Regions from separate parts of the Homo sapiens genome. Here region 2 is linked to region 1. The links are chromatin loops, found by intact Hi-C in ENCODE. Cell type or tissue: ovary. All regions are shown on one strand. Links, peaks and the distances in the headings refer to the core of each region. The heading gives the core; the rest is flanking DNA.

The links. Peaks named below come from ENCODE experiments on the same cell type or tissue, not always from the same donor. Only the 100,000 strongest peaks of a DNase experiment are listed, where the experiment ranks them.
Region 2: a loop joins it to region 1, with 3 times the contacts of the local background. A loop is called at or near these places in 3 of 110 quality-filtered maps.

What each region holds. Positions count from the first base shown.
Region 1 is chr9:37,777,680-37,794,345 of GRCh38, reverse strand. It overlaps EXOSC3 (exosome component 3), which reads left to right and starts at 9,282. Exons shown (of 4, transcript NM_016042.4): 1 at 9,282-9,625; 2 at 10,283-10,432; 3 at 12,209-12,360; 4 at 13,466-14,632. The coding sequence starts at 9,302. The coding sequence ends at 13,667. It overlaps LOC105376037 (a long non-coding RNA gene), which reads left to right. Exons shown (of 3, transcript XR_929599.3): 3 at 3,104-5,300. It overlaps TRMT10B (tRNA methyltransferase 10B), which reads right to left. Exons shown (of 9, transcript NM_144964.4): 9 at 15,374-16,666. The coding sequence ends at 16,639. RefSeq lists enhancers at 9,390-9,529, 9,027-9,542, 9,540-9,599. In ovary, for the core only: no CTCF peak of the experiment used is centred there; DNase peaks (open chromatin) are centred at 9,255 and 9,560; H3K4me3 peaks cover 1,648 bases; H3K27ac peaks cover 1,120 bases.
Region 2 is chr9:37,848,803-37,865,468 of GRCh38, reverse strand. DCAF10 (DDB1 and CUL4 associated factor 10) reads right to left here. Exons shown (of 7, transcript NM_024345.5): 4 at 10,487-10,689; 5 at 8,118-8,228; 6 at 5,276-5,421; 7 at 1-4,329. The coding sequence ends at 3,961. Among named protein-coding and RNA genes, the nearest start is that of SLC25A51, 47 kb to the left of the region's middle. In ovary, for the core only: no CTCF peak of the experiment used is centred there; no DNase peak of the experiment used is centred there.

The sequences.
Region 1 (16,666 bases), core at 4,740-12,739:
CCCCCTTCCATTCCCCTCTCTTCCCCTCCCTTCCCCTCCCGTCCCTTCTCTTTTCAGAGATGGGGTCTCTGTTACTCAGGCTGATCTCAAACTCTTGGGCTCAAGTGATCATCCTGCCCAGGCTTCTACAGTGCTGGGATTACAGGCATAAGCCACCACACCCCTGGCTGGAATAGCTATGTTATATGGTAACTTTATGTTTAACTTTTTAAGAAGCTGCAAAACTGTTTTTCAGTTTTCAAAGTGGCTGTACCATTTTATAATTCTACCAGCAAGATGAGTGTTCTGAAATTTCTATATCCACAACACTGGTTATAATGTCTTTTTGATTGTAGCCATCCTAGTGGAGGTGAAGTGATATCTCATTGTGATTTAATTTGAATTTCCCAGATGACTAATGATACTGAGTATCTTTTCATATGCTTCTTGGTTGTTCATATATCTTCTTTGAATAAATGTCTGTTTGGATCCTTGGCCCACCTTTAAATTGGGTCATCTATCTTTTTATTATTGAGTAGTAAAGTTCTTTATATATTCTAGATACATGTCCCTTATCAGACATATAATTTTTAAATATTTTCTCCTATTCAGTGAGTTATCTGTTCTAATTTTGATAAAGTCAGATTTTTCAATTTTTTCCTGAATGTGCTTCTGGTGGTATAATATCTAAGAAACCACTGTCAAATCCAAGGTCACAAAGATTTGCCTCTGCATTTTCTTCTAAGAGTTTTATAATTTTAGTTCTGAGATTTAGGCCTTTCAATCATTTAATGTTTTTATATAGTTTAAGATAGGGATCCAACTTCATTCTTTTGCATGTGTATATCCAGTTGTGCTTACACCATGTATTGAAAACATTATTCTTTCCCCATTGAATTGTCTTGGCACCTGTGTAAAAAATCAGCTGATTGTAAGCATAAAGGGTTTTAAAAAAATATTTTTTCCCATCTCTCAACTTTTAGCTGAAGATGAAGTTTTATTTCTGTATCTTAATTCTATTCCATTAATCTATATCTATCCTTATACCTATACAACATTGTCTTGATTACTGTAGCCTTGTAGTAAGTTTTGCAATCAGAAATATAAGTTATTTTGTTCTCACAAAAGAAGAACTTTGTTCTTCTTCAAGATTATTTTGGCTATTCTGAGTCTCTTGAATTTCCATACAAACTTTAGGAGCAATTTGTCATTTTTTGCAATGAAGGCAGTTGGGATTTTGAGAAAAATTGGATTGAATCTGTATTTCAATTTTGGGAATAGTGTTATCTTAGCAATTTTTTTTTAAATTATTGTTATTTGTGGAGATATGGTCTCACTTTGTTGCCTAGGGTGGTCAGGAACTCCTGGGCTCAAGCAGTCATCCTCCCATGACCTCCTATTAATAATATTAAATCATCTGAACCATGAAAATGGGATGGGGTGCCTTTTCAATTATTTAGATCTTTGTTAATTTCCTTTAATAATATTTTGTAGTTTTCAGAGTTTAAGTTTGACATTTCTGACCGGGCACAATGGCTCATGCCTGCAATCCCAACACTTTGGGAGGCTGAATGTGAGGATTGCTTGAGCCCAGAAGTTCAAAATCAGGCTGAGCAACATAGTGAGACTCCCATCTCTACAAATTAAAAAAAAAAAAAAAAAGTTTGACATTTCTTTTGTTGAATTAATTCCCAAATATTTTCTTTTCTTTGATGCTATATAGTGGAATTATTTTTGAAGTTTTATTTTTGGGTTGTTCATTTCAAGGGTACAGAAATATAATTAATTTTTGTATATCCTATAAACTTGCTGAACTTGTTAGTGTTAGTTCTAATGGTTTTGTGTGTGTGTGTGTGTTTGTGTGGGTGGGTGGGTGCCTTAGGATTTTCTATATACCAGATCACATCACGTGCAAATATAGATGGTTTTAATTTTTCCTTTCCTATCTAGATATCTTTTATTGCTTTTACTTACCAAATTACCCTGGACAGAACCCCCAGTATAATGTTGAATGGAAATGGCAAGAGCAGACTTCCTTGTCTTATTCCCGATCTTAAGTGCAAAGCTTTCAGTCTTTCACTATTAAGTGTTATCTGTGGGTTTTTCATAGATGCCTTTTATCAAATGGAGGAGGTTCTTTTCTAATCTTATTTATTGAGGTTTGGTTTTGTTTTTGTTTTTAAATCACGACAGGGTGTTAGACATTCTCGAACGCTTTTTCTGCATCTATTGAGATGGCATAATACATTAATTGATTTCAGATGTTAAAAGACCTTGCATACTTGGGATTAATTCCACTTGGTCACAGTATACAGTCCTTTCTATATGTTGCTGGATTCAGTTTGCTAGTGTTTTGTTGAAGATTTCTGTGTCTGTATTCATAAAGGATATTGATTCATAAAGGAAAAGGATAGTTTCCTTTTCCTGTGATGTCTTTAGTTTTGATATCAGGGTAATACTAGCCTCATCAAATGAATTGGGATGTGTTCCCTCCTCTTCTGTTTTTTGTAAGAGTTTGTGATAACTGGTATTGATTCTTATTTAAATGTTTGGTATAGTTCACCAGTGAAGCCATCTGGGAATGGGCAGACTCTACCTTATTGCTATTACTGATGAGTTTGATATTACCACCTGATATGGTTTGGCTGTGTCCCCACACAAATCTCATCTTGAATTGTAACTCCCACAATTCCCATGTGTCATGGGAGGAACCTGGTGGGAGGTGATTGAATTATGGGGTAGATCTTTCCTGTGCTGTTCTCAGAATAGTGAATAAGTCTCACAAGATTGGATGGTTTTAAAAATGGGAGTTTCCCTGCACAAGCTCTCTATTTGCCTGCTACCATCCATGACTTGCTCCTCCTTGCCTTCCGCCATGATTGTGAGGCCTCCCCTGCCATGTGGAACTGTAAGTCCATTAAACCTCTTTTTCTTCCCAGTCTTGGGTATGTCTTTATCAACAGCATGAAAATGGACTAATACACCACCTCATGAGACCTTGTGCCAGTTATCAATGTATTGTCTCTCAGGTCCAAATTCATCCTTCACTGACTGCTCTGAGAAAATGGATCTGAGCCTTAAATTTTTTTTCCTTTGTTCTCTTTCGTGATGATATGCTTTATAGGTAGAAGGCCCTGAAGAGGCGTTTCAGGAGGAATGGGTTTTGCTTCCTGGTCCAGTTGTGCTCACTGGCACACTTCTGCAGCACAGCAGCTTCTCCAGCATCTGTTCCTGCTTTGATTGGTGGCCAGAAACACTCAGCAGCCAGCAGTGTTCCTTAGCACCCTATTGGGCAGTTTTATAGCAGAGGCTTCCAGGAGACCCCTCCCCATGAATACGTTTCCTCAGCAACGTAAAAGTGCCAGAAAATTCTAGAGGGTGGATTTATAGGAAGTTCCACTGGAAGATTCCCAGTGACTTCTTGCCATTTAATGAGCCACAGCCACACTCTCTTCAAAAGGGTCTCAATCTGCCCTGGCTGGAGGCGAGAGGCTCCTCTTTGGGAACTCTATCACAGCATTAGAGTAGCAGCTGTTCCTTATATCTGCTATTGCTATACTCTTTAAAGCTCTCTAGTTCTTATTAGCCAGTGCTTCATTATTCTAATACCCTGTTATAGCTAATAATTCCTCATATATTAAACTGTCTTTATTCAAATGAGCATGGTTTGTCTTCTGATTAGACCTTGACTGATGAAGATATCTTAAGCTTTTCCATGGATCCATCTATGCCTGGACCTTGTATATAGAAGGAATTCAATGAATACAGTCCCTTAATAGCATCATGACACACAGTTTTCTTATGTAGTTGTCACAATTTCAGGCCCTTTCATCCTTACATTTATTGAGCAGTTATTGTCTGTGTTCAGGAATCTTGCTGTGTGGCAGGAGATAAGAGGAGAGAATCAGTAGCTAGAAGAATACAACAGCTAAAGTGGCCTTGGTGAATAGTCCAGAATGATAAAAAACTTAGATCACTAAAAAAAATTGCATGAGATGACACTGCAGAGATAAGGTAGAGTCAGATGATGACAGGCCTTGACTTCTATTGGGACAGGCAGTTTGCTGTGGCCTTGAGCATCTCTGCATGTGCTTGCGAAGTATGCCAAACACAAGGCCTAACTTTCCCCTAATACTGAACCATTTCTAGCTAGTCACATCGGCATTTAACTAGGTTAAGATGACCACAGCATAACTACCATACAACAGCTCACTCCCTCAGGGAAGGAGGCTGGTTGGTTTGCCACTTGCTACAAAAGATGCTAGGCCCTTAGCCCTGGATCCCTCAGTCATGGTGCAAACCACTGCATGTGCAACCACTGTCCGGGCCCATTGCATTTACTCCATAGGACTTGAGGACAGGCCAACCAGTGCTACCTTGCTGGTACTCCTACTGTATGCTGTGTTGAATAATAAATTTCTTCATCTGATCCACCAAATCTCATCTACATTGGTACCAATGGAGTTGTGGCTGGTGAACCTGCTTTCTTGCTTAGTCGTCTCCGTTGGAGTCTTGTTATTTCTTGCTATTCTCTAGGAGGTTGGGGCTCTTCTCTAACAAAGGGTGCCATGACACAGGCACACACACACACTACAAAATGAAAATAAACATGAACTAGAAAGATGTTTCCTTATTCAAGAAATGCAGATAAATGGCAAAGCTGTTGGAAACCAGAAAACCATGTAATTTTGAGTATTTAAAATCAATCCTGTATTGTGATACACTAAGACCAAACTTGAATGTTATTCCACATAAGAATCTAGCCAACAGAATGTAGTTCAGATTTGGGAAATGATGGTGAGGAAACTATATTTTATGGAATTGCTAATACATTTAAAACAGTAGTTGGTAAGAAAAAAGCGTGTTCTGGGCCAGGTGTGGCGGCTCACGCCTGTAATCCCAGTACTTTGGGAGGCCGAGATGGGCGGATTACCTGAGGTCAGGAGTTCGAGACCAGCCTGGCCAATGTGGCGAAACCCCGTCTCTACTAAAAATACAAAAATTAGCCGGGAGTGGTGATGTGTGCCTGTAGTCCCAACTACTTGCGGGGCTGAGGCAGGAGAATCGCTTGAACCTGGGAGGCGGAGGTTGCAGTGAGCCAAGATCAAGTCACTGCACTCCAGCGTGGGCAACAGACCAAGACTCCGTCTCAAAAAAAAAAAAAAAGTGTTCTTTTACTTTTTACAATAAATCCTGTTTGAGAAGTTATGATCCTTGTGTAAAAATATCTGTAGCAAGTAGTCTGTCATTTGTGCAGTGATAACTGTGGGCATTTATGTTTTTAGATTAAATCCTGTATTTGAATAAAGATGTTAACAATACTTTCATGGGCTTTTATGGTTAATTTCAGTATGTAAATTAGCATGTAGTTCATTTATAATTTTAGAAACTAGTAAAGTAAAAAATATTAAAGATTCACTCAAATTATTACTTCCTTTGTAACACCTATCCTAACCCCTGCCTTCCTTCCATGTAGAGACAACTATTTCATCCTCTGTACCCTCAGGGCTGACACTCTATTCAGGTTGTTGCATCCACCTTAACACTTGCTATCTTCATGTGGAGAGAGTGAACTCCCCCAAGGGCAGGGACCAGGACTCAGCCGCCTCCCCAGCTCAATTCCTGGCTGAAAGCAAATGCTCAACTAGTGTTGGTTAAAAGGAACAAATGCCCAACCTCACCAGTCGGTAAAGAAAAGCAACCGTGAGATGCCACGTTTCTAACTTCTAAACTAGCAAAGATTAGTTATGAAGAGGAAGTTCTGGGAGGAGTCCAGAAAGCTACACTCTGGTCCAACCTTTCCAAAGGTCAATTTGGCAATTTCCCCATATGTCATACTAATGTTGTGTAACCCCAAATTCAGTCTCATGTACCTGATGCAGAGCTGAAGCCAAACGCTAAGACACAGGTGCTTGGAGATAGAGAAAGGTTTGTTCAATTGGGCCAAAGCAAGAAGGCGGAAGAGCAAGATCTCTCAAATGTTACTTAACAAAGAGATGACAGCAGGCGTTTTTATGGGGTAGGGTGTGAGGGAGGGTTTCCGGGAACAGAGGGGAAAAGTCTGTGCCTCTACAGTCTCAGATAAAACTTTGAGCAACCAGACTTATGGGTGTCAGCAGCTGGTCAAAAAGTCCTTAATGGCATTCATTCCTTCTGCAAAATATTTTCATGACCCTGAAGTTATCTCTCCTGCTAGACAAAGAAACAGGACAACAGCAGTTTATAATTATATTGTGGGAACAAGAGATATTGGGCAAAACGGGAGCGCTTACTATGTGCATGCAGGCAAGGGCCTGATCAGAATTTTCACTACGGCCGGGCGCGGTGGCTAACGTCCGGAATCCCAGCACTTTGGGAGGCCGAGGCAGGCGGATCATTTGAGGTTAGGAGTTTGAGACCAGCCTGGCCAACATGGCGAAACCCCCTCTCTACTAAAAATACAAAAGTTAGCCAGTCATGGTGGTGCATGCCTGTAATCCCAGCTACTTGGGAGGCTGAGGCAAGAGAATCGCTTGAATTTAGGAGGTGGAGGTTGCAGTGAGCCGACATCGTACCACTGCACTCCAGTCTGGGCGGCAGAGCGAGACTTTGCCTCAAAAACAAAAAACAAAACAAAACAGAAAAAAAAAAAACACCAAACGGAATTTTCAATACTTCAGTTACTAAAAATGCCAGACTACTTAAATCTCAAGGGGCCTGGTTACACTCCGAATGGGGAGACGTAGGCCAGAGGCACTGGAAAGGTGAGCAGTCTCGACTGCTTCGGCTCGAAACCAGTAAGCCTCTGAAGAGAACGGGCGTAATCCACCTCGCGATTGGCAAGGAAACACACGCACCCGCAGAGGGCAAAGCGCGCACGCCGCCTGCACCGGGCTCTGGCCTCCTCTGCATTCCCCAGTCGTTGCACTTTTCCCACTTTTATAACCAGGAGAGGAGGCACGCGCTGCCCGAAAACGCGAACCGCGACCCATGGGACGCTAGAACCGACCCGCGCGCCCTCGACGGCTTGAAGCCGGGTTCGAGACACTCGTTCGCGGCCTAGGGCTCCCGCCGCCTAGGACCGGGTGCTCACTCTCGACAGGGCGCAAGACCGCCAGGTGGCGAAACACCTCCTCGGTTGCGCGCGGTCTGGTGGGCAGGCTGCGGTCCCGCGTGCCCCACCCGCTCTGGGCGTGTCAGGGTGGTAGGTGTTCAGGAGTGGAGCCCCGCCCAGCCACCGCCTTCGGGTCCCGGCCTCCCTGTTTCATCTGCCTTGACCCGCGAGAGAGCTACACCGCTCGCCACGTGCGGCCTCCACAGGGTAGTGGGCCTCATAGGACTCAGCCGCTAGATCTGGGCCGAGTTTCCTCCAGAGACTTCACTACCGACATGGGGTGTATCAAAGACGGTCCAGAGAACATTTACCGACCTGCCTGTTTGCCTGGCCGGAATGTGAGGTCCTTGAGCGCCCTTGAGCCATGGCCTTGGGCCTGCCAAGATTGAGGCAGGCGTGGTCACCGAATACTTCTGGAGTGGGGAAGAGAGCACAATTTACGCTGTCCCTGCCACAGGAGCTCCCACTCTTGCCAGGGAAACTAACCTGGAGGTGGGAGCTCCTTTTATTTGTTGACCTTTTTTTATACCCAGGGGAAAATGGCTTGCCAAATTTGGAGGGTGTGTTAGAGATGATCTGTCTTAATCATCCTAAAAAATCTAAAAATTCGGCCGGGCTTGGTGGCTCATGCCTGTAATCCCAGTACTTTGGGAGGCCAAAGTGGGCCTATCGCTTGAGGTCAGGCGTTCAAGACCAGCCTGGCCAGCATGGTGAAACGCTGTCTCTACTAAAAATACAAAAATTAGCCAGGTGCGGTGGTGCACTCCTGTAATCCTAGCTACTCGGGAGCCTGAGGCAGGAGAATTGCTTGAACCTGGGAGGCGGAGGTTGCAGTGAGCCGAGATGGTGCCACTGTAGTCCAGCCTGGGCGACAGAGCGAGACTCCGTCTAAAAAAAAAAATCTAAAAATTACGTTGGAAGCAGGTGCCTCAAAGAGATGAGCAGTAGAAAGGGAGGGCCGCTAAAGGCAATCGGTCAGTCACGGCCTCCCAGACCCTAGGAATTCTACCACTGCTGGAGAATCTGATCAAGCACTAATTGAAGGTTCGAGTTGACAGAGAAAACGGTGATTTAAAATAGAACCCCCAAAGTCAGATAGATGATTGGAATCTCTTTGGGTTTGGAATTCAACTGCTTCTCACGTGCGCAACTAAGTGTGCTCCAGGGAAATTTGAGTTACTGATATTCCAGGCCATGTAGGGCTATCGGAAGCATGTGAAATATGTATATTTGCAGGGGGAAAAAGTCTAGGGAGAAATACACACCAAAGGAATACATTCGTTCATTCATCAGGTATTACCTATTTCATGCCACACCTTGGGCTCTAAAGAATCAGAACTACAGTGTAGCAAGGGAGAAAAACGGGCAAGATTAAAACATCGTTTATTTTCTTCTTTTATTTTTCTCTGTGTTTTCTAAATGTGACTAGATCTCTAACAACCAAGAAGGTTTTATTTATTTTGAAAAAAACTACTTTTCCTGTTAAAAGGTCAGCCACTCTTCTGAGGGCGGAGTCGGAAAGAAGGTCCCATGAACCCACCTAGCGTCCAATTTCCCTTTTTTTTTTTTTTTTGACAGGGTCTCACTCTGTCCTCCAGACTGGAGTGCAGTGGCACCATCTAGGCTCACTGTAACCTCCGCCTCCTAGGTTCAAGTGATTCTCCTGTCTCAGCCTTCCGAGTAGCTGGGATTACACGTGCGTGCCACCACGCCCGGCTAATTTTTGTATTTTTAGTAGAGACAGGGTTTCACCATGGTGGCCAGGCTGGTCTTGAACTCCTGACCTCAAATGATCCACCCGCCTCGGCCTCCCAAACTTCTGGGATTACAGGCGTGAGCCACCGCGCCCGGCCCCAGCGTCCAATTTTCAAAGCCCCTCTGCTCAGCTTCCAGAGATCCCAAGAAACTCTTAAGTGGAAGTATCTCGTATCCCCACGATGCGACCGGTCACAAAACACGCGACCCGAGACACTGGAAGTGGAGGCTTTTCGATGGACCAAGCTGCGCGGTTTTCATACCGACCCGCGGCCAGGCTGTCAGATAGGTGGCCGGCCACAATCACTGCCACCTTGGACAGGGACCCGTGAGCTGACGGCCATCAAGCTTCATAAACTGGTCCGAATCCAACGGACCGCTACTGCCGGAAACGGAAAGTCCTCAAGGGCGGGTGTTGGAAGCGGAGCGGAAGCGGAAGGCGGGTACCGGAAACGGTGTTTGGTGGAGCCCGCGATGGCCGAACCTGCGTCTGTCGCGGCTGAATCTCTCGCGGGCAGCAGGGCGCGCGCTGCACGCACAGTACTAGGTCAGGTGGTGCTCCCGGGTGAGGAGCTGCTCCTGCCGGAACAGGAGGACGCGGAAGGCCCTGGGGGTGCAGTGGAGCGACCGTTGAGCCTGAATGCTAGAGCGTGCTCGCGGGTGCGCGTTGTATGCGGTCCGGGCCTTCGGCGCTGTGGGGACCGCCTGCTGGTCACCAAGTGCGGCCGCCTCCGTCACAAGGAGCCCGGCAGTGGCAGCGGCGGCGGTGTTTACTGGGTGGACTCTCAGCAGAAGCGGGTGAGCTGGGACTCCGGAGGGGTGGTGCGGCAGTGAGAGTGGTAGCCCTGCTTTGAGAAGACCTCCCAAAAGAAGAGAGGGACCCTGAGGCCCTCTTTTGTTCAGGCAAACCTAGAGCCACCGTAGTCTTGTGCCCACTTCTGCATGTCCTTTAGAGGGACCGTGAACAATAGGAACATAGCCTGAGAAGGGCGACCAGGAGAGAAAAACGTTTGGAGACCGTGAGTCATGATTATAGTCTTCAAAACCCCACAGCAGGCCTGCCGTTTGGAGTCTCAGAGGGCAGGACTAGGCTCAATGAGTGGATGTCATAGGGAGTTAATTTCTCCTAGAACAGGTAAGAATTTCATATAGAAAAAATTGTCTATGGAATGGGCTTCCTTGGTTGTAAGGATTCCTTTGCCACTGGACTTATGCCACAAAGCTAGAGACTTACTGGTTGGGGTGCCTAAGAGATAATGGAGTTTGGACTCAATTAACAGACTACCAGAAGCTGCACACCCGGCACTTTATGAAGTGATTTTCTTTTACCGAAAGTGGCATTTGATCAGATTTCTCTTTAATGACAATAAAGTAACCACAAAGGACTTGCTGAAGGTATCTTCCAATGGTATCTTGTCATTTATGGCTGTTTTTTCATTCTGTTTCTTTTTGTAGTATGTTCCAGTAAAAGGAGACCATGTGATTGGCATAGTGACAGCTAAATCTGGAGATATATTCAAAGTTGATGTTGGAGGGAGTGAGCCAGCTTCTTTGTCTTACTTGTCATTTGAAGGTGCAACTAAAAGAAACAGACCAAATGTGCAGGTAATTACGGGAGCCTTTGGTTTCAAAGAAACAAACATCCATTCCCTAGAACACTCACATATCCAGAAGGCTATCTGAATTGTCTCCAAAGCATGACCTAGATCTCTGAGCTTGTATATAATTGCCCCAGGCTCCAAGAGTTTCTTCAGATGCTCCAGGATCAGAGCCACATAATTATTATTATTATTTTTTACATTTACAATTTATTTTACATTGGCTACATTTGTTCTTGGGATGTTTCATTTCTACTGAGTTGAAAGGTTGTATCTATCATCGCCATTATTTGTTATGTCCATATCCTCTGGACAAGGATGTCTGCTGTAGGCTTAGAGGAGGGACAGGTGGTGCAAATTGACATTATCAGCTATCCATCCATCCTGGCTGTAGGTCCTAGGAGCTGATAGAGGAGTAATATTGTTACCTTGGGTTTTCAATTTGAGCTTTTCAGGTAGCATAGCCACACTCTTCTTGTCTATCCAGCCTGAAATTTAGTGATTTCTTCACCTCTTCTCATTCACTTCTCATGCAAATTTAGTTGCTTAATCCTATTTTGATCCTATTTGATTCTGTCTCTGATCTTTGGCATGTCCGTCCCTTTATCTCCACAAGTTCAGGCTTCAGCTCCCTCTTGACTGGTCTCAGTCACTTCTTCATTAATCCCTGCCTCCACGCTTTTACCTCACCATCCAGGATTTTGAGAGCTGACATCCTCACACGGTCACTTTCTCGAAAAGACAAGATTCTCCAAAATCTACAGAATTCCTTGGCATTACACTCCAGGTGTCTTTCCTCATCCCTAATTATATCCTTCATACAGCCATACTCAAATCACACCAAACGCCATTAAACTCAATTTCCTGCCCTTATTTGCACATGCTGTTCCCACTGTCTTGATTGCACTATCCCTTCGCACCCTATGGAACACATTCTCATTCTTTGAGACGTAGGCTAAACATGACCACCTCTGTAAAGCCATCTCTAGTTGCCACTTTTCTCGTATCTTTGCTCTAGCACTTACTGGATTGAGCCTTGACTGAGGTTTGTTTATATGTACCTCCCCACTGCCCTCCAAGACCAAATGCTTCTGAAAAGCAGAGAATGTTTTGTTCCTTTCTAGTTTACATAGTCACCAACAAACAGTAGGTACTTAATACGTTTTGTTGAGTGAACAGAATGAGTTCACTCTCCATTTCCTCAGTTTCGTCCCTTTGAAGTTTAGCTCTATGAGGTTTTTAAGTAAATCCTGCAGGGAGAAGTGTCAGTGAATTATTGTTTGATTTTGCTTTGAATAATTTGCATGCCGGAGTTCCTTCCTTTCTCTGTAAATCTGTAATTCTCTAGGGTAGTGCGACCTAATATAACTTTCTACAGTGATGCTGTTTTGTATCTGCACTGATTAGTATGGTAGCCACTAGCTGTTGAGCACTTGAAATGTGGCTAATGCAACTCAGGAAATTAATTTTAAATACCTAATTTTAATTTAAATGTAAGTTTAAACAATTGGCTATCTACCATATTGGACAGTGCAATCCTAGTGTTCTCTGGCCTTGAGATGGCTCCTCGTCTGTGATTTCCTGATTGGTGAAAGGGAATGATACATGTGTTCCTTTTTTTCCCCAAGACTCAACTCCAAAGTGACTGTGGGAATCCTATAGTGCAGTCAGTCCCTTAGCCACAGAACTGTAGGTGGCTGGCATTGATGCCTGTGAGAAAGAACCAATAGTAGCACCTGTAGTTTGCTGAGAGGAAATGAACTGGTTTTTAATATCATTGTAGGTTGGAGATCTCATCTATGGCCAGTTTGTGGTTGCTAATAAAGACATGGAACCAGAGATGGTCTGTATTGACAGCTGTGGACGAGCCAATGGAATGGGTGTCATTGGACAGGATGGTCTGCTTTTTAAAGTGACTCTGGGCTTAATTAGAAAGTAAGTCCTGATGTCTGCTGGCTTGACTGCTTTTTATAATTATACATTCTTGGAAAGTTGGTTAATCTTCAGGATTCAGATTCTTTGTAACGTTTGAATTTCTCCTCAGAGTTAGAAATCAGTATCCATTTTAACACATTTGGAAACTCATGAATTTAATCCTATCTTCTTGGAAACATATCAAATTCAGATGTGTTTGGCTGTGTAGTTTCTGGTGGGCTGATACTTCATGCCTTAAGCTCTTACTCTGTATTCATATCTTCCTTCCCAGGCCTGTTGCTTATTTGACTTAGCCCAAATGTGAAAACTGGCCTTTCCCCTGTTCTGAGTCACTTGAATACAGATGCAGTCTGCAGTTGTATAAAATTATCAATTTTTTCTAATTATGGGGGTCACACGCAGCTTAGATTGTGATGTTCAAGGTTATGTAGACATTCACAGAAGGCTTCTGACACTTGGTCATACTGAGGCATACTGAGGTTCATGCTGAGGCAGATTCTCTTTTTGGTGTTTAGAACTTTACCCACCCAAAGCTGTGCCATATTCAGGGGCTTTACTCCTAGAGCCAGTGAAGTTGAGAGCTATCTTGTATGCCTCTCCTTACTACATATCCTAAAGATCTGGAGAATTAAGTTTGGACATCAGAGAAGCATGTTTTTAACCAAGAAGCATGTTATTAACCAAGCACCACCCTTATGGTTTGAAAGAGCCAATGTTCCTCTCCAAGTACTGAATTTAACACAAGAGAATAATATGGCCAGGAAAATAAGTTTAAAGTGTCTTAACACTGTAGATAAAAAAAGTTATGATTCCCAGTCTAGAATTAAAGTGCTCTGACCATCTAGGGGAATGACTTTTACAAAGTTGGTAACCTAGGGAGTTTGATTTCTTTGTAAGGCATAGCCCACCTCTGTGATTTCTAGTATACCTTTGAACAGTGTAAAGTTCCTTCTTGGAAGAAAGGAGGCAGCAAATGTCATCACGTGCCTTGTTCTTGTTGAACAGCTATGGAGAACTGCTCAGAAAAGGAATCACATTCTAAAGGAGACTCCGGACACACCTTTGCCACTTCATTAAATTTCATTTTCTTTTCTCTTCCCACCAGGCTATTAGCTCCAGATTGTGAAATCATACAGGAAGTGGGAAAACTCTATCCACTGGAGATAGTATTTGGAATGAATGGAAGAATATGGGTTAAGGCAAAAACCATCCAGCAGACTTTAATTTTGGCAAACATTTTAGAAGCTTGTGAACACATGACGTCAGATCAAAGAAAACAGATCTTCTCCAGATTGGCAGAAAGTTGATATAGGTGGACTTTTTTACAGGTCAGTTGAGGCAAAAAACTATGGGTTTTTTCAGGTGAACCTCCCCCATTTAAATACTCAGAAGATAAGGTGTGAATGTATGTATTATTAGAGTCCGAAAGTATTTTTATAAGTTACTGGTTTTCACCCACGCTTTTGTGGGAGAGAAAATCATTGCAAAATCATTTTTTTTGTTCGGTACAATAAAGTTTACTAAAAAACAGTATTAGGGTTTATTTGGAGTTAACTCCCTTAGTAATTGCTACAGCTTCCATAATTAACTGGAGGTCAGCAGTAAAATAATTTTGTGATTATAACAGTAAGCCAGGTTCACCAGAGGAAATGTGGAATACCTAAGTATAAAGCAGCAAAGAAATGTCACCTGTAGTCCCATTATTCAGCGGGTGAGTATATAACAACGAAATACTTTTTCATTTACCAAGTATTGTGTTTTGCATGGATTAACTCCTTTATTCTAACTGCAGAAGACACTTATCCTCATAATTGAAACTGAGGCACAGAATTTAACTTGGCCTACATTCTCTATATTCATCAAATTGAAATTATAGTTATTATAGCTTATATGCCACTTTGTAATATACTTTTGTCTACTTCAAACAGCATGATACATTTCACAACTTTAGTCACATATTTCATGTTACAGGATATTTTTGAGTTTTATCATTATATAAATAACACTATGAGGATTTCTGAATCCAAATCTGGCCAAGTCTTATTTTGCTAAAATCATTTCCTAGGAGCTAAGCATAGAAAACTCTTCTATGCTATTTAGTATATTAACCAAAACCTTTAGAGGTAAAGAGACTGCCAGGTGATCCACATCAGTGATTCTTGGTTTCTAGACCTCTGAGAATATGTGAGATACAGATCCCCTGAAGCCTATCCATAGAAAGTCCTTTTTGGATCAAAGAGATTATAGAACTCTATTTGTTGATAAAGACCAAGGAGCTTCGTGTGTTTCTAATGTTTTCTAAGGACTGGATGGTTTTTAGTTCAATAGCTTTTAGGGGTACAAGTGGTTTTGGATTACACGGATGAATTGTATAGTGGTGAAGTCTGAGATTTTGGTGTACCAGTCACCTGAGTACTATATATTGTACCCAGTATGTAGTTTATCCTTCCCCCTTCCCTGTTCCGGGTCTCCAGTATCTGTTATACCACTCTGTGTGCTTACCTGTAGCTTAGCTCCCACTTAAAGTGGGAACATTTGGTATTTGGTTTTCCATTCCTGAGTTACTTCACTAAGAATAATAGCTTCCAATACTATCCAAGTTGCTGCAAAAGACATTTTTTATGGCTAATATTCCATGGGATATATATACCACACTTTATCCATTCATTGGTTGATGGGTACTTAGGTTGGTCCCATATCTTTTATTATGAACTGTCTAGCCAGTTTTTAAATAGAAAAGTACTGATTAGGTGAACAGTTCCTTAGGAATTAAATTGTGAAGGGGAGGGGACACAGCAGAGAAGTAATCTGTTGGTTCTTTTGAGATATTGAATACATGTCCCAAATTTGCTAGCTGCTTAACTAGCAAGTTAACCCAAACTGTCAGAGTAACTGAAGCAAATATGTCCAACTGGGACATAAGGAACATGAGATTTGTGTAATAAGTAGGTTATCTAACGTGTTCATGTGTCTAACACTTTCTAGCTATTTTCAAGACAGACTTAATCAATACTGTGTTTGCTTTCCAATTTAATCTGTTACAAATACATATGAAGAATCTAGTTGGTACAGGCTCAGGGAGGATAGAAAGATAGGTACACAGATTTGTCCTGTTAGGATCCTACCATTAGGAAGGATTAGGAAGAGAAGCCCTCCATGCCCATACTCTGCAAGGGAGAACAAGGTAAGAGCCACAGGAGGGAACAAAATGCTATGGGGACTCAGTAGGGATAGGTCAGAACAGGCTGGATCCTGCAAAGCTTATTACTGAGCTGGGCAACAACGAGCATGATCAGACAAGGCTGGAGAAAGTCATACAATTTTATGATGCCAGTTTAGTGAATATTAAACTCTTGATGTAACCATTTAAACAATTTCAAGAGGTCTCTCACAAATAGATGTACAAAAGTTGAATTAGCACGTCCAAAGCCATGTGGTTTTGAGGCTAATTCCTTGTTACATAATTTTTTTTTTTTTTCCCCTCGAGACAAGAGTCTGGCTCTGTCGCCCAGGCTGGATCTTGGCTCACTACAACCTCCGCCGCCCGGGTTCAGGCGATTCTCCTGCCTCAGCCTCCTGAGTAGCTGAGACTACAGGCACGCACCACCATGCCCAGCTAATTTTTGTATTTTTAGTAGAGACGAGGTTTCACCATATTAGCCAGGCTGGTCTGGAACTCCTGACCTTGTAATCCACTCACCTCAGCCTCCCAAAGTGCTGGGATTACAGGCGTGAGCCACTGCACCCACCACATTAACTTTTTATTACTTAACATATCTGAGCACTTCCTGTGAGCCAGGCACTATGGGAGATTAAAAAGCATTAAATGTGGTCCCTGACATTATTGTGAAGCTCTGAGAAGATGTCATGCAAAGACACTTGCCTATGTGCCACTGCCACCCTCTGCCCTGCTCTTTGGGTCAAGGTACCTCCAAGCGCCTCACTCCTGCAGCTGCATTTTTTTTTATTTATTTTTTTTTTGAGATGGAGTCTTGCTCTGTCACCCAGGCTGGAGTGCACTGGTGAAATCTCGGCTCACTGCAACCTTCGCCTCCCGAGTTCAAGTGATTCTCCTGCCTCAGCCTCCCAAGTAGCTGGGACTACAGGTATGCGCCACCACACCTGGCTAATTTTTGTATTTTCAGTAGAGAAGGGTTTCACCATGTTGGCCAGGCTGGTCGTGAACTCCTGACCTCAGGTGATCTGCCCACTTCGGTCTACCAAAGTGTTGGCATTACGGCGTGAGCACCTGGCCACGCAGCTGCAATCTTAGGCCCATCATTCCACTGAGTTCCGAAGAATATAG
Region 2 (16,666 bases), core at 5,668-13,667, 70 kb before region 1:
ATTTTACTCTTAAGTGAAATGGGGCTTTGAAATGTTAAGATGTAATTTCTTCCAATACTATAGCATTCCTAATGCCCTTTAATTCCTTGATTAATATTCCTTGCTAACTTTTTGATCATCACCATATCTCAAGGAGGACAAAGGTTCTTTTGAGTTTGCTGGCTGTTAATTTTTAATTCTCATCTGTGTGGCTCGGTTTTTTTTCACAATGCCGTTTATCCTTAATTTTTCTTTTCTATTTTATAGCTGCTTATTCTGCTTGAAGTTTTTTAGTCAGGAATGGCCAGAATGTGTGCCCTGAGTTTATGATATTCTCATGGAAATTGTTAATCTTATGAATTTTTTTTACATGATACACACGGTAAGCTAGCTCTATAATTAAAAAAAAAAAATCCAGAAGATACTAAACAAATAACAGGCCAGCTTACCATACTTTACAAACTAAAGAGCACAATGGTAAAGCAGTAAGCACAGGCTTTGGACAAGACACAAACCTGGGTTTGAATCCCAGTGCTGCCACTCACTGCTAACTCTATGACTTAAGGCAAGTCATTTAATCTTTCTGACCCACTATTACCTCCAAATTAAATTGGGGCTCATTCCACCTACCCTGCAAGTTTTTGTGAGGGTTAGTAGTGAAGTCTGTATATTATTTGACACATGATAGGTACTCTATAGTAAAGAATCATTGGCTGAATTTTGAGTTGGGTAACTTGCTGGTCTAGCATCTGACATGAACTCTTTCCAGAGTTGATACGATTTATGAAACTTCTTTTGAATGTCAATATGACCACAGTACTTGGTAGGTATTTTTAAATAATAACAGTTTGGGTGTTTTCACCTCCAAAACTAATTTTATTTTATTTTATTTTTTTTTTTTTTTTTGAGGCAGAGTCTCGCTCTGCTGGTCAGGCTAGAGTACAGTGGTGCGATCTCGGCTCACTGCAACCTCTGCCTCCCAGGTTCATGCGAGTCTCCTGCCTCAGCCTCCTGAGTAGCTGGGATTACAGGCACCTGCCACCACGCTTGGCTATGATTTTTGTATTTTTGGTAGAGACAGGGTTTCACCATGTTGGCTAGGCTGTTCTCAAACTCCTGACCTCAAGTGATCCACCCACCTCAGCCTCCCAAAGTGCTGGGATTACAGGCATGAGCCACCATGCCCAGTCTATTTTTATTTTTTGAGACAGGATCTGGCTCTATTGCCCAGGGTGGAGTGCAATAGTGCAATCTTGGCTCACTGCAGCCTCTGCCTCCCAGGCTCAAACCATCCTCCCACCTCAGCCTCCTGAGTAGCTAGGACTACAGGCGTGTACCAACATGCCCATCTAATTTTTGTATTTTTGGTAGAGATGGGGTTTCGCCATGTTGCCCAGACTGGTCTGGAACTCCTGGGCTCAAGTGAACCTCCCACCTTGGCCTCCCAAAGTGCTGGGATTACAGACGTGAGCCACCATACCCATCCCTATTTTCTTTAAAAAATGTGTTTTTTACAAAATGTATGGTAAGTATATGTATTTACTGTGCTTTGTGATAATTTTCTCAGTGACAAAAAATTTCCAATTTTGTTAACATCCATGGTAAAATGATCTAATTTCAAAAATTTGTTCTAGAGCCAAGATCCTTATAACCTCTATAAATGTGTGTGAATAGTTAGTTGGCAGGTCCTACAAAGAAATGTCATTTTTATTCATGTATTTTGGGTTGTTTAAACATTTCTGTAAGATTTAAAATACTTTTCTTCTTATGGCTAGAATTCTCAGCATCTACTCCCATGCCTGCCTTTCTAAAATCTATTGGCCAGTTTAAGGGTATTTACAATAATACAACTTAAAGACAAAGTGTCCATAAGTCATTATTTCTAACAGACAGCATAACACAGTAGAAATTGCCCTGACCAAGGAATTAGAAGACTGGAATTCAAGTCCTAACTCTGCCACTAACTTTGCAGGATGACCTTAGGCAAGTCATGTCACTTCTCTCATTTGTCAAATAATGCAAATGATTCCATTCTAAGGTATTTTCCACCTCTAAAATTGCTTTCATTTACTATTATTATTTTTTAAATAATGAAAACACTTTCTGGGAATTGTCTTAAGCCCAAATGGGTAGAGAAGAATTTTTTTTTTTTTTTTTTTTTTTTGAGACAGAGTCTCGCTCTGTCGCCTAGGCTGGAGTGCAGTGGTGCAATCTCGGCTTACTGCACCCTCTGCCTCCCGGGTTCAAGTGATTCTCTTGCCTCAGCCTCCTGGGTAGCTGGGATTACAGGTGAGCACCACCACGCCCGGCTAATTTTTGTATTTTTAGTAGAGATGGCGTTTCACCATGTTGGTCAGGCTGGTCTCGAACTCCTGACCTTGTGATCCACCCACCTCGGCCTCCCAAAGTGCTGGGATTACAGGCATGAGCCACTGCGCCTGGCCGAGTAGAGAAGAATTTACTGCTGATTAAGGTTGTGTTTTTCAACCTGCAATCCCGAGACCCTCAGAATAAAGATTACTTGAGGTTGCTATGAAAAATACAGATTCCTGTCCTCCCCCTGGCTGAATCAGAATCTCATAAGGTGAGGCTCAGGTTTCTGCACTTTTCACAAGCTCTGTAATGGTTACAGTGCACCCTAATGTTTGAGAACCAGTGGCCTAAAGAGAATGCAACCTAAGAGGGCAAGGCTAGTGCATAGCTTAAATCGCTCCAGCCTTTGGTAATCCCTTCTAAACACAGTACCACCCATGTGGAGGAGACTGCAAGGAAGCTGTTATTCAAAGTAGAACAGTCAGCCTTGTGCTTGAGTCCTGCTTTATGCTTGCGTGTTTCATAACAAAACACAAAGGCAAGTCTTCATATCAGCACTTAGTCTTGATATCCAAGTAGCTGACTACTGTACTTATGATAACAGCTTGAAGAGGACTGCAACTCTCCCCTCACGAATGGTGACAGAGTTGGCTTGTCACACCTGGCTCAGGGAAGAAAAATGAGTAAACCCCTACCTCTTTACTCTTGATTCCTCTTCCACCCTAATACTGTTAACACATCATCCTGTGTGATTCAAATAATCTGGCAGATGAAATACAGAAAATCTAAGTCATATTGTTCTTATCACTCTATGGCCAGATATTATACTAATCTAATTTTAAAAATCCTTTTCTGTGCAATAGAAATAACCAAAGCTCATTCTGTCTCCTTTCCTTTCTAATGCTGTTGATAGGAACAAAATATCAAGTAAGGATACATGCTAGAGATGTTAAATTCATACAAGTAAAGTAAATTACAAAGAGAGGTGGTAATATTTTTTTCTAGAATTTCACAATAAAATCCCTCTCACCATGAAAATCTTTTTATAATTTTAACAGGAAACTTAAAAGACATTTTGTTGCAAGACTATCTTAACAATTATAAGAATAATGCCATTATCTGTGCTCAATATAGATAAACATAACAGTAACTTTAAAAGGCCAAGTATACTCATAAGTGAGGATGAAATTTATTTTTCAACAACCAATATGCCAATATCCAACTTCTAGGTTTTATTCAATTCTAATGTCATGGGTTTCTCCTACCCCAGTCAAAACTCCTGCCAAATGTCCACAAAATTGACACCAAAATCAACAAACACAAAGAAAGAGAGGGACAGGGAGAGGGAAAGAGAAATAGAGAGTGAGGAAGGAAGGAACGTGACAAGAGCTACCATGCAAAATGACCAGAAGAACTGGAGTTCAGTGGCACAGATCAGCAGGAGCAGAGGAATGCTGCAAAAGATGATGCTGCATAGAGTCTAACTTGGAGATGCCTGTATGATGCTGGATGACCAAGTACTAAGGTCACAAGTGTGTTCATGGACCCATAAGAACCAGGATCTTGACCCAAACTTATAAGATCTTCTAAAAAGAAAATACTTCATCTAAATTGAAGCAATTCCTAAGTCAAACACCAGAAGAGTTCCTTATTTGATGTAAGTTGTGCCTAAAACTTTGGCTGATACAAAGAAACCCGTCCACTAAGGCACCCTGAGGCAATCTGACAATGTGTTGGAGAGAACTTTGTTGTCAGTACCACATCATTATGAGAGTACAGAGAACGGATCACCCGCAGGGGACTGGCTTCTTTGGGCAAGCAGTCAACAAGTTCACTGCACTGTTTGTCAAATCCCAACAAGCGAATCCCATAGCCATGTGGGGAAGAAATCATTCGTCCATCGGGGCTGAAGCAAAGTTCTTTGATGTAACCCCTGCCTACATTGGCTTCTTCAATGTAATGAGTCAGTCGTAGAGAACAGCGAGGTGAGACAGGTCGCACTGGAGCTCCTTCTTGGAATTCATAGACACAAGTACACTAGGGGGAGAGAAGGGAGACAAACCAAGGTTACAGAGCCCAAATAGTGCTACAGATATTCCTTATTTTTAAAAAGCTCAACAGATTGCCAAAGCCACAGAATTTTTACAAGAAATCACTCAGAATAATGCTATCCCCCTCCCAACTAACAAAACTTGTAGGCCCCCTACTTTCTTATCTTCATAAGCTGAGGTTATTCTGTGTTATGATGCTTTAAAGCCTTTTGTTCCCTGAGGCTGCCTGTGACTTTTGCAGTAATACATTCTCTTTTCTAAGGGCAACAACAATGTTGATATTTTAAAAATTCCTGGAGTACATCCAAGCCCTAGAGTATCTTACCTCTTCCCCTACACAATTCAAAGGCTCTTCTCTTCTCTCCTTTCAGTTGTGGCCTCTAGGACCAGTGAGATCCTTGGAAGACTCTTGCTTTCCAGAGTGATGAGAATCATAAAGTCATTTAACACCTTTCCCCCTAGTCATCAGTATAGTCCCTTCCTTTCCCAGAGTTTCCCCTGGTTTTTAAAAAAAGAAAATTATGATACTCAATTGGCTTAGTAAAATCTCACATTTAGCCAGCTTAGCTGAAACATTTCAGACCTATGTTTATTATACAAGGGGTTTTTGTTTGTTTGTTTGTTTGTTTGTTTAGGGTGAGATGAAAGAGGCAAGATTTAAGAAGCTGGGCAAAAACTGAGCTGATGCTGGCCTTTAAAGTACCTCCCACCTTGCTCAACCCCAGCAGGAGAGGAATAAGAAGAGTTTGGAAGGGATAATGATACCATATGAAGCAAGAGAGGACAGAAACAGGAGAGTCGAGAAGCAGGATCTCTAGCAGTATGCCCTTGAAGGCAGAGACTGCAGTCAGCGATCGGCCTAAGCTCTGCACACACGGCAATGGCAATTTGTCCAATGAGCCCTGTTGAAGGTGGAGTGCTGCTGCCTGTACCTCCTCATCATCACTGTTGCTTGAGCACCGAAGAAGAGTGGCCCAGCCTTTTGGGTGCAGCTGTAAGGACGTGATGCAGTTTCCGTGGTCACTCTCACCAAGAACTTCAGGGGTTACGACTTCAAGACTATTTCGTGGTGAAACTCCTGAGATATAAGAAAATGAGGATGTGGGATTTGTATTATCAAAAAACTAAGGCAGTTCATCAAAGCTTTTTATTTCTGGCAGCCACCTCCCATGCCGTCATTCCTTAGTCTGCCCCTTATGCTACCATATGTTAAAGAGCGTGGTACTCCCCAATGTATGGTGTGTGAGTTTTGGCGGGGTGAAGGTGTGGGGAAAGGGTATAAATAGAACAAAAGATCCAAGTTCCCACAGCAGTAATTGTCACTGACCTAAGGCTAAGGCATAGAAGCTGACTAGGGGTTCTTTTATTTGGATCTTACATCTCAGAAAGCTCTTTATTTAAGTAAGAACCAAAGTTATGTGACATGAAAGGACTCTAGAAAGGTAAAAGGTAACAATTCTCCTCTCATTGGTCCTGGTGCTTTCTGGTCCAGAGAAGGAAATACTTGGAAGCCATGAGGATTGCCTTTTAAGCAAATAAAAAGATCAGGACTTAAGCACCTGCAATAACAACACTATAAACAAAAAATAAAATGTTGGAGGTAAGAAAGGACACCTCACATAAAGGCATGTCAAAACAAGGGATGGGAGACATTGCCAATCATAGACTCTACTATGCCTCATCATTTCCTTCTACCTAACTCCCAATGAAAATGACTGCTGGAGTAAGGCACTGTTAATAATAGGAATATGTTATATCCTTCAGGTGCGTGAAAAACCACTTTCATAGACACTGTAAGGAAGCAACTTAGAAATTTAATAGCAAGAGAAATATTTCAACACTTCTCTGACTGTGGAAGGAGTTATTTTGAAGGTATTGAGCTCCCTCTGTCAGATCCTTTGTGAATTGCTTGTCAAGCAGATGTGTTACCTTCTTTCTAAAGATTCCCTTCAGATTACTACATCATTAACAGAAACCTGTGAAGCTCTAAATTACACTGCTATAACAAAACTATACTGAAATAACTATTTCACATATGATTGAACTTTAACAATTTTAGAGAAAAATATACTCTTATTTTAAGAATTAATTTGGAAAACCTATAACAAAACCAGACAAGAAATGCATTCTAAGTAGGTGGTTTGCTAACTGTGCTCCTTTGGGGTTCCTCAGGAGATGGCAAAAGTGGGGAACCACGTGTGGGCTGAGGTGTAGATGGAGTGGGGAAGGCTGGAGGGTCAAGAGCCTCCCTAATTTTTCTTGAACCAGAGCTACTTTGATTTTATTTGTGCTACATCTCTAAGAATCCACAGCAGATTTCATGTCAAAAATAGAGTTCTAATGCTGAAATGCATTTGAAAGCCTCTGCTCTATACAGCTATTATATCTGCCAAAGGATAGTGTTAACATACTCTGACATCTGAAGATCCAGGATTTCCAACATTTAGAGCAACTTCACCTATAAGCCCCACCTTCTCCCATGTTTTCCCTCTCTTTTCACCCTCTCATTTTCCTCTTCTTCCCAGCCTCCTCATATATCATCTCTTCCCTCATTCTTAACTCTCTGTGGCATAGAACTGCTGTATATTTGTGTTTGTGTGTTTACCACTGGTCAATAACAAGCAAGCATGTTAACTATTCTTCTTAAATTAAGTTTCTTTTTCTTGTGGATGGTGTAGTCAATCAATAAAGATTTTTCTCAATGATTATTAGAAGCCTTGACTTGTTTCCCATAGCACAAGTGGAAGGAGAACAGGAAGAATCTGCAAAAGATGTTTGTGTTACAAATCAAAGGAAAAATGTTATACTTCTGGGCATAAATCTTTAAATTTAAGAGGAGGAGCCTTTAACCTTAAAGTGAAATATCACAGACTTCAATATCCAGAGGCAAGTGGATAGGCCATATAGGTTAGAAAGAGCTCTTAAACCATTCTACTGACATAAGTAGCCATGCAAGATAACCAGCATCTACTAGGCAAAGCCACCCAGTGAAAACACAAATTAGAAGTCTAAGATTTAGTCTCTGCCCAAAATAACAAGGTAGAGAAATGTCTATCTCCAAAAGTGACCCAAAATGACAAAAAAAAAAGCAAGCCATCTCTGGCTCTTAATACTCAGTTCACAAAGAGAAGAATAAACAATGAATGGTATAAGAGCTTAGACGTCAGTTAGTATGAAGAGGAACAGTATGTGGAATTTGTATAGGCAGAAACCATTTCAACTGGGGGGGTGTGGTGGAAGGTATAGGGCAGAGCAACTAGTTCTGCCAGAATGGCTAGGAAAAAACTGGGAAATACAGAGAGGAGCCAGATGGTAGCTCACTTTATCCTACAAACCCTTGGAAGCTGTCAGGCATTGCACAGACAAGGAAATGGCAGAGCAAAAAGTCTGAGGGTAACCAGGTGACTTTCACAATTACCTGAAAATTCATGACTTATATTTATACAGAGCTTTCACGTGCATAATCTCACTTAATTTTCACAACAATCTTGATTGAAATCTATATTTCTGAACTACTTCCTCTCCAAACTAGACCAAACTAAGTCCAGCTAATAAAACCAAAGCTCAAGTTCTATTAAGATTTAACTCAAGATATTCAACCCCAGGGACTCTCGGTTAGCTTTTTGAAGATGATGACTGAGGGATAAATCACCTCATCTCCATTGCTTTTATTTTTATGGATTAAAACCATAAAACTGGTTTTAATCAATCAATAATTAATCAGATTGGCATAATCTGTTGTTACAAGATTATAAAATCCAACTTTTAACCTACCTTCTCTTTGAGAGGCTCGTGACATGTGTTTCTCAGAAGAATTAGAATCACTATGATGACAAGGTGAGCCAGAAACTCTAGGACCAGATGAACTTGATGAAGTGGTCAAATCTTAAAAATATAAAAAATTCTGACAATAAACCTAGCATAACTCTGGTAGTGGCTCTTAACTTTTTAATTATCTACTCGAACCATAGTTTTAAAATTTTGAAAAAATGCTCATATATCACTGGCCTATAAGACTGAGGAAGGCAAGACAGCTCTTTGAAGTGTTCTAAGATCTAGTCCCTTTCTGAATCTTTTATATCAAAGACTTGACTATGTGAAATAAAAATGAAAAACCAAATAATCATAGGAGCGTCTTTGGATCCTCATGATTTCTGTACTAAAATGGAACCCAAAAATTCCATGAAAATGAAAACTAAGCTCTTAAGCCTATTGTTTTATGTTAAAATAGGGTCCAAACAACAGGCCCATTACCAGAAACATGAAGAGATTCTTCTTTAAAGTATACCAAAAACTTCCATTATCATTCTTGAAATTACGTGAATAGTCTTTTTTTTTGAGACAAGGATCTTGCTATGTTGCCCAGGCTGGACTCCTAATTCCTGGGTTCAAGTGATCCTCCTGCCTCAGCCTCAGCCTCCTGAGTAGCTGGGCCTAAAGGCATGCACCACTGTGCCAAGTTTATGTGAATACTGTGAAATGTGACATAAAGTTTACATTGAAAAAAATAAAATGAGTATCAGGTAGTGGAGTCTGATATATTACTCCAAATAGCAGTGTCTATTTCATCATCACATTTTGCTAGTGGTCCCATACCTATGTTAAGAATTCTTACTAGTCTAATTTCCTGTAATGTTATTTAGTATCAGAATTACCATTAGAAAACTGAAAACCTTGTTGGTTTTTGAGTTGAAATAGGCCAACTAGACATTCAAAATCACTATTTCTCACTAAGTTAGAGTTGCTTATCATGTTTAACTTAAAAGGCAAATTTGAATCTCAAAGGATTATACTCGTATATTTATGAAATCCCTTGTTTGCAAGTAAGTTGGTAAAACTTAAATTTCTACTTTTGACAGTTATGCCAGGCACTGCAGTACAATGATGTCTGTACTTTCCCAAAGGAATTTTCAGAAGTGGTCCTGTGCACAAGGAGAAAGATTCCAACCTTTTTTTTCATTTCCTTTTTTTTGGACACAGGGTCTTTCTCTGTTGCCCAGGGTGGAGGGCAGTGGGGCACAATCATGGCTCACTGCTGCCTCAACCTGCCAGGCTCAGGTGATCCTCCTGCCCCAGCTTCCTGAGTAGATGGGACTACAGATGCATGCTAGCATATCTGGCTAATTTTTGTGTTTTTCGTAGAGACAGGGTTTCACCATGTTGCCCAGGCTGGTCACAAACTCCTGGGCTCAAGCGATCTGCTCACCTCAGTCTCTCAAAGTGCTAGGATTACAAACGTGAGCCACTGCACCTGGCTAAATTTTTAAGTTATTTGTAGAGATGAGGTCTTCCTATGTTGCCCAGGCTACCCTTGAGTTCAACTCCTGGGCTCAAGCGATCCTCCCACCTTGGCCTCCCAAAGTGATGGGATTACAGGTGTGAGCCCCCGCACCTGGCCCCAACCATTCAAAGCTGCCTTTTAATAGCAATTTATTAGCATTCTATGTTCCAAATGCTTAAGTCTTTTTTCCCCTGGATTTTTGTTTATAATGTAAATGATGGGTATGTCCCCACACCAGTCCCCTCTTTCCCAAAGGTAGATGAAATATAGTCTTTTTTAAATCACATAATGTTGATAAAATACAATACGTACATTTTTCTGAACCCTAAATTCTCTTAAGTCTAACAAAATCAGCAATGGGAGAAGAGACAGAGTTTTAGCAAAAGAGCGTTTAGAGAGTAATGAGATAAGATGGCACCAGCTACCTGTGTCTGGACATCTGTAAGTCTAGGATACAGATAAAACTAAAACTCTATATTGACCATAATTTAATAAAAGCTCTGCTTGATTCCAGAAGGACTTAAGACCTTGTGCCATCACTAATTTTTGAGATAGTGATGATTCAAAATTACTGATGAAAAGATCCTGTGGCTAGCATAAAGCTAAAAGAAAATACTTTAGGGTCAGCAGTTATTCCTCCTAGTCCATTTGTGATTCAGAGGTACATATGAATGATATGTCAGAGATACATACAAATCATTATACTTGCTTAGATAAAAACCCATCAATGAGCTTTCTAAAGAATGCCTTTTAAAAAACTGTCTTCCCTTTTCCTGCTATCATTTTCAGAAAAGAAACCTATACCATCTCTATGTTTGAGATTCTCGAGAAAAATCTTTTTGACCAAAAAAGAAAAGCTTACCTGAACTTGAAGTAGTTCTTCTTGCTCTTAAAATGGGATAGCTGCCTACTTCTAAAGACTTAGTTAAGTCAAGGTCATGCAAAATTAAGAGATATCCAGAGGACGTTGAAATCAACATTTTGGAACAATCTGGTGTTAACCTCATTCGCATGAGAAAACGTGTGTGAAAGAATTTCTTATGTGGACACCCATCTTCTGTATACCTACAGGAGAAACCAAGCCAACAAAATCTAGAGTTATCATAAATATAACGGTTCAGTAATAATCATATTTTTTGCCCTTCAAAATAAAATGTAGGGAGGATGAGAAGAGCTTGGTCAATGGGCTCAAAATTACAATTAGGAGGAATAAGTTCTAGGGTATTAATATTGCACAGTAGGGTGATGACGGTTAATAGTAAGATACAGTATATTATAAAATAGCTAGAAGAGCGACTGTTACATGTCCTTACCACAAAGGAATGATAAGTGCATGCTAATACTGATTTGCTCATTATACAACATATATGTGTCAAGACATCAAATTGTACCCTGTAAATATGTGCAGTTACAATGTGTCAATTAAAAAATATTTGAGGCCAGGCATGGTGGCTCATGCCTGTAACCCCAGCACTTTGAGAGACCAAGGCAGGAGGATTGCTTGAGCCTAGGAGTTCAAGACCATCCTGGGCAAGATGGTGACCCCATCTCTACAAAAATTTAAAAAATTAAAATAAATTAGCTGAGTGTGGTGGTGTGCACTCATAGTTCCAACTACTCAGGAGGCTGAGGTGGGAGGATCACGCGAGCCTGGGAGTTTGAGGCTGCAGTGAGCTATGATCACACGACTGCACTCCAGCCTGGGTGACAGACAGACAGACCCTGTCTCTATTCAAAAAAAAAAAAATTGAAACTTCAAAAATGAGATGTCTTTCCAATAAATTTTACTTTTTATGTTAATAATTATTATTTAAAATAATACATGTTGTTTTAATCAATTGTGGACTAATAATATTGTAATGATCATTAAATCCAGAAGAAATGTAACACTAATAGCCCTGTGGTCACAGAAAACAATTTTTAAAATTAATGTCAGTTTACGTGCATATTTTTGATGCCAATAAGAATGATCAGTAGGCTAGGGGTGGTGGCTCACACCTGTAATCCCAACACTTTGGGAGGCTGAGGCGTGAGGACAGATGGAGCCCAGGATTTCAAGACCAACCAGGGCAACATAGCAAGACCCTGTCTCTACAAAAAATAAAAAGTTAGCTGGAGACTGAGGTGCGAGGATGGTTTGAGCCTGGGATGTGGACGGTGCAGTGAGCCATGATTGCGCCACTGCACACCAGCCTGAGCATATAACAGGATATAATTCTATGAGAAAATATAATGAAAATGAGTACCAGAAGAAAAAGTTGTAAAACTTCCAGCTGTTAAAAAAAATAGAATTTACAGTCAATGTATATTGAGATTTACATACATGCTTAACAATCTTTTTGCTCATCATTCCTTCGTTCATCTCCAAAATTCCTTTTTTGATCCTTTCTTTCTGAAGTATATCCCTCAGAATTTTTTTTTTTTTTTTTTTGAGATGGAGTTTTGCTCTTGTCGCCCAGGCTGGAGTGCAATGGTACTGTCTCAGCTCGCTGCAACCTCTGCCTCTCGGGTTCAAGCGATTCTCCTGCCTCAGCCTCCCAAGTAGCTGGGATTACAGGCACGCACCACCACACCCATGCCTGGGATTACAGGCATGAACCACCATGCCCGGCCAGAATTTTTTAAAGTTAGACTTTGTTGAGGTAAATGCTCTCGCTTTTTATTGTTCTGAAAATCTTTTTTTTTTTTTTTTGAGACGGAGTTTCACTCTTGTTGCCCAGGCTAGAGTGCAATGGCGCGATCTTGGCTTACTGTGAACTCCGCCTCCTGGGTTTAAGCGATTCTCCTGCCTCAGCCTTTAAAAAAAATAAAATTTTTTAATGGTGTACATGATGTTTCAAATATGTATATATTGTGGAATAGCTAAATCAAGCTAATTTATATATATATATATATATATATATATATATATATAACCTCACATACTTAACATTTATGATGATAACACTTAAAATCTACTTTTAACAAATTTCAATTATATATAATAACAACAGTAAATTGTCATTAACAGTGGTCATCATGTTGTACAATATACATCTCCCAAGTAGCTGGGATTACAGGCACCTGCCACCACATCCAGCTAATTTTTCACATTTTTAGTAGAGACGGGGTTTCACCATGTTGGCCAGGCTGGTCTCAAAATCCTGACCTCTGGTGATCCACCGCCTTGGCCTACAAAAGTGCTGGGATTATAGGCGTGAGCCACCATGCCCAGCCTGTTCTGAAAATCTTTATTTCACTCTTTTAAGAGACTGGGTCTCCCTCTGTTGCCCAGGCTGGGGTGCAGTGGCATAATCATAGCTCACTATAACCTCAAATTCCCAGGCTCAAGGAATCTTCCCACTTCAGCCTTCCGAGTAGCTGGAACTACAGGTGTGCACCACCACTCCTGGCTAATTTTTAAATTTTCTGTAGAGATGGGGTCTTGCTGTGTTGCCCAGGCTAGTCTTGGAACTCCTGGTCTCAAGTGATCCTCCCACTTCAGCCTCTCAAAGTGCTGAGATTATAAGTATGAGCCACTATGCCCAGCTCAACTCATCTTATTGAATAAAGGTTTAGCTTAGCATATAATTTTAGGTCGTTGTTTCCTTCTGAATATTTAGGATAATTTTCCACAGAGTTCTATTTTCCATTGTTACTATTTGTGAGTCTGCTATTAGTCTGACTATTACTTTGCGTAATTTATCTTTTTTCCCCCCTCTGGTGAATCTTCTCTCTGTCTTTAGAGTACTGCAATTTCACTGGTATATGTAAATTTGGATCTCTTTTTATTTATCTTTACTGGGATTCATTTGACTTTCCAAGTCTTAAGATTCGTATTATTCATATATTCTGAAAGTTTCTCAGTCATTATTCCAATATTGCCTCTCACTGATTTTCCCTATTCTTTTAGAGCTCCAAATATATGTATGAAACATTCATGTTTGACTCTCCTTTTCTTATAACTTGCTTCTTTATATTTTCTATCTTTTCATTTCAGTATCTTTTTCATATTATATTCTGGGTAACTTTTCAATATCTATTTTCATATATATTTATTTATTTATTTATTTATTTTGAGACAGAGTCTTACTCTGTCGCCCAATGCAGTGGCATGATCTTGGCTCACTGCAACCTCTGCCTCCCAGGTTCAAGCGATTCTCCTGCCTCAGCCTCCCGAGTAACCGGGATTACAAGCGCCTGCCATCACGCCCAGCTAATTTTTGTATTTTTAGTAAAGATGGGGTTTTACCATGTTGACCAGGCTGGTCTCAAACTCCTGACCTCAAGTGATCCACCCGCCTCGGCCTCCCAAAGTGCTGGGATTACAGGTGTGAGCCACTGTGCCCAGGCAGTTTATGCCCTTTATTTTAAAATTTGCTTATTGGCTAGGTGCAGTGGCTCATGCCTGTAATCCCAGCACTTTGGGAGGCCGAGGTGGGACGATCACTTGAGCCAGAAGTTAGAGACCAACACGGGCAACATAATGAGACACTGTCTCTATGAAAAAATGCAAAAGTAGCCAGGCAGAGTGTCACACCTGTGGTCCCAGGTACTTGAGAGGCTGAGGTAGGAGGATGGCTTGAGCCCAGGAGGACAGGGTGGTAGTAAACTATGATTGTGCCACTATATTCCACTCTGTCGCTCAAGCTGGAGTGCAGTGGCACAATCTCGGTTCACTGCAGCCTCCTCCTCCCAGGTTCAAGCAATTCTCCTGCCTTAGCCTCCCAAGTAGCTGGGATTACAGGTGTGTGGCACCACACCCGGCTACTCTTTGTATTTTCAGTACAGACAAGGTTTCACCATGTTGGCCAGGCTGGTCTCGAACTCCTGATCTCAAATGATCCACCCGCCTTGGCCTCCCAAAGTGCTGGAATTAGAGGCATGAGCTACCGCACCAGGCCTAAAAAAATGAGTTTTTTTAATGGTGTACATGATATTTGAAATATGTATATATTGTGGAATGGCTAAATCAAGCTAATTTATATATATATATATATATATATATATATATATATATATATATATATATATATATAAAATATATCCTCACATACTTAGCATTTATGATGATAAAACTTAAAATCTACTTTTAACAAATTTCAATTATATATAATAACAACAGTAAATTGTCATTAACAGTGGTCATCATGTTGTACCTTATAAATCTCTTGAACTTTTATTCCTCCTAACTGAAATGTTGTATTTTTTGACCAAAGTTTCCCCCAACTGTACTCCACCCACCTGTCCCCAGTCCCTGGTAACCACCATTCTACTATCTGCTTCTATGAGTTTTTGACTTTTTTAGATTCTACATGTAAGTGATATTTGTCTTTCTGAGCCTGGCTTATTTTGTTTAATATAATGTCCTCCAGGCTCATTCGTATTGTCGCAAATGACAAAATTTCCTTCTTTCTTAAGGCTGAATAGTATTTTGCTGTGTATATTACAACATTTTTAATCCATTCATTCATTGATGGACGTTTAGGTTAACTCCATATCGTGGCTACTGTGAATAGTGCTGCAATGAACATGAGAGTGCAGATATCTTTTTGACATAGTGATTTAATTTCCTTTGGATATATACCTAGTAGAAGGATTGTTGGATTTATATGGTAGTTCTATTTTTAAGTTTTTGAGGAACCTCCCTACTGTCTTCCATAATTTATATCTAATGACCTTTGTTAAATCTTACTAATTCTGATAATTTCTCTGAGGAATTTGTAAGATTTTCTATATAGAACAGGGAGTAGAAAACTTTGGCCTATGGGCCAAATTTGGCCCACTTTTATCTATTTTATGTTTTAAAGACAGGGTGTCAATCTCTTGCCCAGCCTAGAGTGCAGTGGTGCAATCATGGCTCACTGAAACCTTGAACTCCTGGGCTCAAGGGGTCCTCCTGTCTCGCCCTCTTGAGTACCTGGGACTACAGGCACACACGGCCACACCTGGCTAATGTTTTAAATTTTTTGTTGTTGTTGTTGTTGAGATGGAGTCTTGCACTGTTGCCCAGGCTGGAATGCAGTGGTGCGATCTCGGCTCACTGCAACCTCCGCCTCCCAGGTTCAAGCGATTCTCCTTCCTCAGCCTCCTGAGTAGCTGGGATTACAGGCACCTGCCACACCTGGCTAATTTTTTTGTATTTTTAGTAGACACGGGGTTTCACTATATTGGTCAGGCTGGTCTCGAACTCCTGACCTCATGATCTGCCCACCTCAACCTCCCAAAGTGCTGGGATTACAGGTATGAGCCACCGTGCCTGGCCATGTTTTAAAATTTTTTTAGAGATGAGGTCTCACTATGTTGCCCAGGTTTGTCTCAAACTCCTGGGCTCACACAGTCCTCCCACCTTGGCCTCCCAAAGTGATGGGATTATAGGCATGAGCCACGGTGCCTGACCACTGCCTGGTTCTATAAAGAAAGTTTGTATAAACACAGCCACATCTATTCATTTATGTATCATCTATGACAGCTCAGAGACCATGTAGTACACAAAGCCTAAAATATGTACTACCTGGTCCTTTACAGAAATAGTTTGCCAACGCCTGATATATCATCTGTGAATAATAGTGTTTTCTTCTTTCCAATCCATATATAATTGTTTTCTTCCTTCTTTTATTGCACCAACTAGTACCCTCCCCCGCTTCACCCACCCCATGACACTGATGAACAGTAGTGGTAACAGTGAGCAAGCTCTCCTTCCAGATTTTAAGGAGAAATCTTCTTAAGGTTCACCATTTTAAAATGTGCTATAATTTTTTAGTATATACTTTTGATAAATTTCCTTCTATCTCTAGTTAATTAATGATTCAGGAGTTTCATTGAGGTATAACTTACATGCCATAAAACTCACTCATTTTAGGTGTAAATTAAGTTTTTTTTTTTTTTTTTTTGAGACAGAGTCTCGCTGTGTCGCCCAGGCTGGAGAGCAGTGGCGTGATCTTGACTCACTGGAACCTCCACCTCCTGGACTCAAGCAATTCTCCTGCCTCAGCCTCCTGAGTAGCTGGGATTACAGGTGCCCACCACCACGCCCTGCTAATTTTTGCATTTTTAGTAGAGA